Regions from separate parts of the Homo sapiens genome. Here region 1 is linked to region 2. A link is a contact called in ENCODE Hi-C or POLR2A ChIA-PET data. All regions are on one chromosome and are shown on one strand. The core of a region is the stretch at or near the end of the contact, and the rest is flanking DNA. Distances in the headings are between cores, read along the strand shown.

Region 1 (2,983 bases), core at 466-2,965, 1.3 Mb after region 2:
TGCTGATTTGTTAAAAGGGAGGAGGAAAGAGTGGCTCCTTCCCCTTCAGCCTGCTCATCTTACAGAGGTCACTTTCTTGGCAATGTTACTCCCATCCATGTGCTGCACAGGCCAGAAACCTGGAAATCACCCAGGTCTCTCTCTCTACCTCACTCCCCAAACACATCCACTCTGAAACCAGTTTTGTCCTAAATATCTAAATATCTCTCGGCTCTACCTACTTCTCTGCGTTTCCCATTATCACCACCTGAGTCCTGGCCACCATTATCTCTCACAGTGGCCTCCCAATTTGGTTTCTCCTCCCTCAGTTTCGCCTCTGCACACAGCACAGTCAACAGTGAGTGACAGCTCTAAAACGTAAGTTTGGCGATAGCACTCTCTTACTTGAAATCCCTCAGCAGCTTCAGGATAACTGTCCTCAGGATAACTTCCAGATCTTTTTTTTTTTTTTTTTTTTTTTTTAGACAGAGTCTCACTCTGTCACCTAGGCTGGAGTGCAGTGGCGCCATCTCAGCTCACTGCAACCTCCCTTGCCCGGGTTCAAGCAATTGTCCTGCCTCAGCCTCCCGAGTAGCTGGGACTACAGGCACACACCACCTCACTGGGCTAATTTTTTTTGTATTTTTAGTGGAGATGGGATTTCACCATGTTGGCCAGACTGGTCTCAAACTCCTGACTTCAGGTGATCTACCCGCCTCAGCCTCCCAAAGTGCTGGGATTACAGGCGTGAGCCACCGCGCCCAGCCTGCAGATCCTTTTTTTTTTTTTTTAGACAGGGTCTCGCTCTGCTGCTCAGGTTTAAGTGCAGTGCCGTGATCATAGCTCACTGTAACCTTGAACTCCTGAGTAAGCCCTGCTGCCTCAGCTTCTCGAGTACCTGGAACTATAAGTGTGCACCACCACGCCTGGCTAATTTTTTTTTTTTTTTTTTTTTTTTTTTTTTGAGACAGAGTCTCGCTCTGTCACCCAGGCTGGAGTGCAATGGCACAATCTCGGCTCACTGCAACCTCCGCTTCCCGGGTTGAAGCAATTCTCCTGCCTCAGCCTCTCGAGTAGCTGGGACTACAGGCGCCCACAACCACGCCCGGCTAATTTTTTGTGTTTTTAGTAGAGACGGGTTTTCGCCATGTTGGCCAGGCTGGTCTCAAACTCCTGACCTCAGGTGATCCACCTGCCTCAGCCTCCCAAAGTGCTGGGATTACAGGTGTGGCGTGAGCCACCATGCCTGGCCTTACCAATTATTTAACTTTCCTTGAAGGCCCTACGCTCTCTAGTCAGTACGCCTTTGCACATGCTGTTCCTCTGCCTAGAACACCGTCTTGTCCTCACTTCTATCCCCTTCATCCTGCAGGTCCTTCAGGTCTCAGCTTAGATCTGAAGCAAGCTTCTTGGGGAAGGGTTCTTTGGACGCCCCCTCTCTCCATGGGTTAGTTACCATGGATGTGTGCTTCCATATACTTTTCACATTCTAACCATTAACACACAGCTTTGTAGTCGCCTGTTCCCTTGACTTTCCACCTCACTAGGCAGTATCATCATTAACTTTTGCATTCCTTTAACTGAACAAACGTGTGTTACTTGTTAACTATGTGTCATAGTTACACACATACATACACGATAAAGACCCAGACCCTGCCCTTGAGATGAGTAACTGCGTCTCTTCTCTGGGGTCTCGGCGTCTAACAGCGTCAGGTCCAAAGCGCTTGTTGAACGAATGAACCAAGGAACGAGTGAATGAACGAATGAATGCCCGCGAAGGACGTGGTGCCGCGCGGTCTTCTGGGAATCGTAGTCCCCTGGTTCGGGCCTGTCTTTACGGCGCAGGCGTATTCACATGGAGGCCGTGTTGCTGTTAATGCGCATGTCCCGGAATGCGGCTGGGAGGACTGCGCATGCTCGAAGGGTGGGGGTTGAGGCCGACGGGGCGCCGTACGGCGGAGGCGGGGTTTCAGTGGCTTCTGGTGCTCTAGGGTGAGCTCTGCCCGGCTGCAGGGATGGCGGGGAGGGGTAAGCTCATCGCAGTGATCGGAGACGAGGACACGGTGACTGGTTTCCTGCTGGGCGGCATAGGGGAGCTTAACAAGAACCGCCATCCCAATTTCCTGGTGGTGGAGAAGGATACAACCATCAATGAGATCGAAGACACTTTCCGGTACGGTACCGCGCGAGGCCTGAACGGGCCCTTCTGCTGCTCGGTGGAGTGCGGGGCGAGGCTGGAGGCTGCCCGGACGGGGGTGAGGGGACGATCCTGAAAGTCCTTCCGCCCTTCCGGAGCGGAGGCCTCCGCGCCCCAAGTCCCCGTTTGGGGCTCGGTGGGACAGAAGCTGTATCAGGTCCACGAGCCCCCCCACCTCACATGATCGTGTGTCATGAAAGAAGGGGAACAGAGCTCGTGACAGCCTAGACAGTGGGCTTGGACTTTGTTCTGCTTTCTCCTCCTTTAGAGGCTCACCATCGTCCCGTAAGGCAGGGATGATTTTTGTCCTACTCACAGGTGAGAAAACTAAAGCTCGGAGAGGGTAAGGCACACACTAAAGTTACGAGTCGGCAGAGGCAGAGCTAGAATTTGAACCCAATCTCAACCCTTTCTGCCTCCGGTAAGCCAGGTACACACTCTTGGCAGGTCTCCTCAGGCGGCCTCGGAATTTCCTTGTAGTCTTGAGCACAGTAGGCAGAAATGTCGGGACTGTGAGAGCCTTCTGCTAAGACCTTGCACTCAAGCCCTCACTGCCTGCCTTAGGTCAGAGTGTGGGTGCAGGCATGCTTTTAATCCACCAGGGGTCCTGGTGACTGGAATTAAGGATACCAGCCTCCTATTTTATTCCTCACCCCTTCTCCAGGGCCCCTGTACCAAGTCTCAGGAATAAACCACTCACCTGTTTCCCCCAAACAGTCCAGCCCAGGGCTGCTGGCTGAGACTGGTTCCTGCTGCCTGGTGTATTAGGTAGTCCCTGACCTGGGAGGCTGTTATCTGCCATTCTCT
Region 2 (3,217 bases), core at 361-2,860:
ACACCGCATAGAACAGGACTTCCCAGGTTCACTAGTGGAACTTCTCAGGTGGCATCAAAAATGACAGTATAGACACTTAGCTCTAACTAGCAAAGGAGGAAAAAAACCCTAATATTTCTCACTTCAGGTCAATGGCTGATGTTTGAAAGAGATATGGATAATTACCTTTCTCATTTCCTGCTGTAACTGAGCCTGGAAATGGCTCTTAAGGCGGGCAGCCTCTTCCTGAAGTTCTTGCAGCCGGGGATCTGGCTGATTCTTCTCATCTCGAATGGCCTGCAGTTCACTTTTCAGCTCCTCCACCTCACGGGTCAGCTGCTTGGTCTGCAGTTCAAATCCTTCCATCTGTTCAGCTGCATATGCTCGTCCTGCCAAGGCTTCTCGGGTCTCTTCTAACCTAAGCTCCAAGTCCTGGCGCTGGGTCCTCTCCTCCTGCAGCAGCTTCTGGAGCTCACGCAGCATCAAGGCATGGTCACTCTGCTCTTGGGCCCGATCATGCTGCTGCGTGATAAGCCGGGCTTTGGTTTCTGCTATTTGCTCCTGCAGCCCCTTCAATTCTCCCTCCAGGCGGGCCCTCTCCTCCTCCGCCTTGTTACTGGCATCCTCTAAGTCCTGTTTCATCTTTTTCTTGTCAGCCAAGTAAGAAGCCTCCATGCGGGACTTCTCCTGAGTGACTGTAGCCAAAGAACTGGTCAAAGTAGCCAACTGAGTCTTCAGCTGGTGCAGTCTTTTGTCCACCTCCCCACCTGCAAATGGCCCATCCCCACTGCTACTGCTAACGCCACTCTCGGACCAACTGGCCTCTTCGGACTTTGGAGGTGGTGGTCCACGGGCCGGTCTGTCATCTTCTACCCCAAACTCACCCTTGGTGCTGGTGAGACTGGCCGCAGTATCCAAGCTAGTGGCGGTCCCAGTGCTATCCTCGCTGTGAGTGGAGCACCGGTCATCCACAGAGTCAGGAAAGGTGAGGCCTGGAAGCTGGACACCTGCGAGGCCCACATCTGCCTCGTGGGATACCGACAGCACCTTGATGCTGGCCTCTAATGCCTCTTTCTCCTTCAGCAGGCTTTTATAGGCACGGACCACATCCTTGAGCCGTGCCTGGTACTGGAGAAGCTGCTTCTTCTGGGTCTCTATAGTCTCCAGCAAGTCCTTCTTGCTCGGGCCGCCCCCGAAATTCATCCCAAACTTCTCCATGGAGGGTCTGAACGGATTGCCCCACGTCAGCTTTCCAGCAGAACGGGAGAGGGCCGTGAAGACGCAGGCGGGGGCTTAAAGAAACAGCGAGCGGGCTGTCCGGCGGCGGGCCGCACACCTACTCCACCTAGTTATCCCGGACCTAATGCGGAACGGCCGGACGGACTGGCGAAAGCGGCCGCCCGGTCCCAGGCCCGGAGGGCTGGGGCGGATTCTACCCCGGAGGCGGGGCGACACTGGCACCAGAGGTGCGCACTGCCAGGGCTCGTTAGCGCTGGCCCAGAAGCCGCTCCGCACTCTCCGCTCGTCTGGGCCACAGCAGCCCGGGCCGGCCCCCTCGGCCCACGTCGGCCAGAGGGTTACGCTGAGCTCGGTCCCATCACGACATCCTAACTAAAGCTGCCTGCCGACAACGGCGCTTCCGTGTCCGCTGGAAGTGACGTCAGCGAGGCGCCGCAGGCTCCGCCCCCAGTGGGCCCAAGGTAGGCGGGGCCAAGTCGGCCGGTGGGTGGGCGCGGCCTGTTGAGAACGCAGTGGGGCCGCGAGCGGCAAAAAACAGGCTTGGGAAAGGCGAAGCCAGCAAAGTCGAAGACACCAGAGTGGCACCGGTTTTGTGAGAGCGCCCAAGCTTGACCTCGGGCTACGCTCAGCGAGCGACAGAGCAACGTCGCACTGCATTCTTACCAAACACCCAGGTGAACGACGCATCCAACGATTTGGGAGCTCAGGACCCATGGTCCCTAAAAGGCAACAATTAAGACTCCCATTTAGACCACGAAAACTGCAGTCCTCTATAGCACAGTGCTTGGTACCTAGTAGGCATACAGCCTAATAGTACCCTTCCTTAGTTCTGCTGAGTTGATTCCACAAATATTTACGGAGGGCACTCTATAGCCATGTCTATCCTGAGTGCCAGCTATATACCAGGAGCTCACAAGAGTTTTGCTATTTAGTCTTTACAGTAATTCTTGTAAGCACTATACTCATTAGCACTATTTTACAGATATGAAAACATGAGGCAGAAAGGTTATACGTAACATGCCCAAGGTCACACAGCTAGTAAGTTTAGGAGTTCTAATCAGTCTGATTCTCAACGTATCACGTGCTGTGCCAGATGGTAACACCATTAAGAGACACGACCTTGCCCTCAGGGAGCTCGCAATCTAGTGAGGAACCAGACATACAAATATGTCCTGCTATCACACCAGTATGTCTGGGTATATTCAAAGTGGTATGAAAGTTAAGAGGAAAGAGGCCTGTCTAGGTGAGGCATGGAAGGCTCTTGGGAATAATACTTTGGGATTTGAAGGATGAGTCGTGATTGTCCACCTAACCAGAGATCAGGGAAACTAGCATTCCAGGCAGGTGGAAAAAAATGCAAAGACCTGTAGGGTATCGGAGTTTGACTCACCCAGAAAGCATTCAGTAGCTTAGGGTATGTGAAGGAGGTGACAACAGAGGGGCTGGCACAATAGGTAGGGACCCAACTTATGGCATTTAAATTTTATCTTGGGTTATAGTAAGGCCCTAATGGATTTTAATCTGAAAAGTGGGATGTCATCAAGACTTGTATGACATGTTGGAGGGAACAAGGGGCAGGAAACCTGTGAGGAGACTTTCAGTCATGGGGAACAGAAGGTAGTGACAACAGAGATGGAAGCAAAGAGGCTGATAAAAGAGCTAAATGTAGAATTGACCTAACTTGGTGAACACTAGTTCTGTTATTATATTGGAACTCTCTAAAATGTACTCTTCAGCCTCGTAAAAGCCTTCTTAGGGATGCAAGTCTATGACTGAAGAGAAAAGGAAAGTCATTCACTCACTCATACCTGTTTCCCAAAGTCTGTCCTTGTTACAGACTTTGCAGATCAGGATGGGGCAGGCCCTGGAGGTCTGTTCAGACCCCGTTTCTCAGTGGCCCAAATAACATCAAGCTGTATTATACATAACATTCAGTCACATTATCAAATCATTTTAAGATTCACCATAACCCCTTAAGTTAGAACAAGTCTCATTTTAT

What was found. A loop is a pair of places that touch in the nucleus more often than their neighbours do. ChIA-PET counts read pairs that join two places held with the same protein, here RNA polymerase II (POLR2A). Pooled maps may share reads with other maps.
Region 1: a loop to region 2 is called in a map of naive thymus-derived CD4-positive, alpha-beta T cell, with 9 times the contacts of the local background. The contact joins the promoter of FLNC-AS1 here to the promoter of GCC1 in region 2. A Hi-C loop is called at or near these places in 1 of 168 maps with a recorded cell type or tissue (naive thymus-derived CD4-positive, alpha-beta T cell) and 8 of 50 pooled maps. POLR2A ChIA-PET finds 5 or more read pairs at or near these places in 1 of 52 experiments (T-cell).

The regions. Positions count from the first base shown.
Region 1 is chr7:128,860,911-128,863,893 of GRCh38, forward strand. It overlaps FLNC-AS1 (FLNC antisense RNA 1), which reads right to left and starts at 1,716. Exons shown (of 4, transcript NR_149055.1): 1 at 1,615-1,716. It overlaps ATP6V1F (ATPase H+ transporting V1 subunit F), which reads left to right and starts at 1,946. Exons shown (of 2, transcript NM_004231.4): 1 at 1,946-2,152. The coding sequence starts at 1,995. RefSeq lists enhancers at 1,560-1,669, 1,750-2,239.
Region 2 is chr7:127,583,986-127,587,202 of GRCh38, forward strand. It overlaps GCC1 (GRIP and coiled-coil domain containing 1), which reads right to left and starts at 1,611. Exons shown (of 2, transcript NM_024523.6): 1 at 166-1,611. The coding sequence starts at 1,197. The region is part of intron 1 of LOC105375490 (a long non-coding RNA gene); the gene reads right to left. RefSeq lists enhancers at 1-240, 1-959, 960-1,959, 1,680-1,729.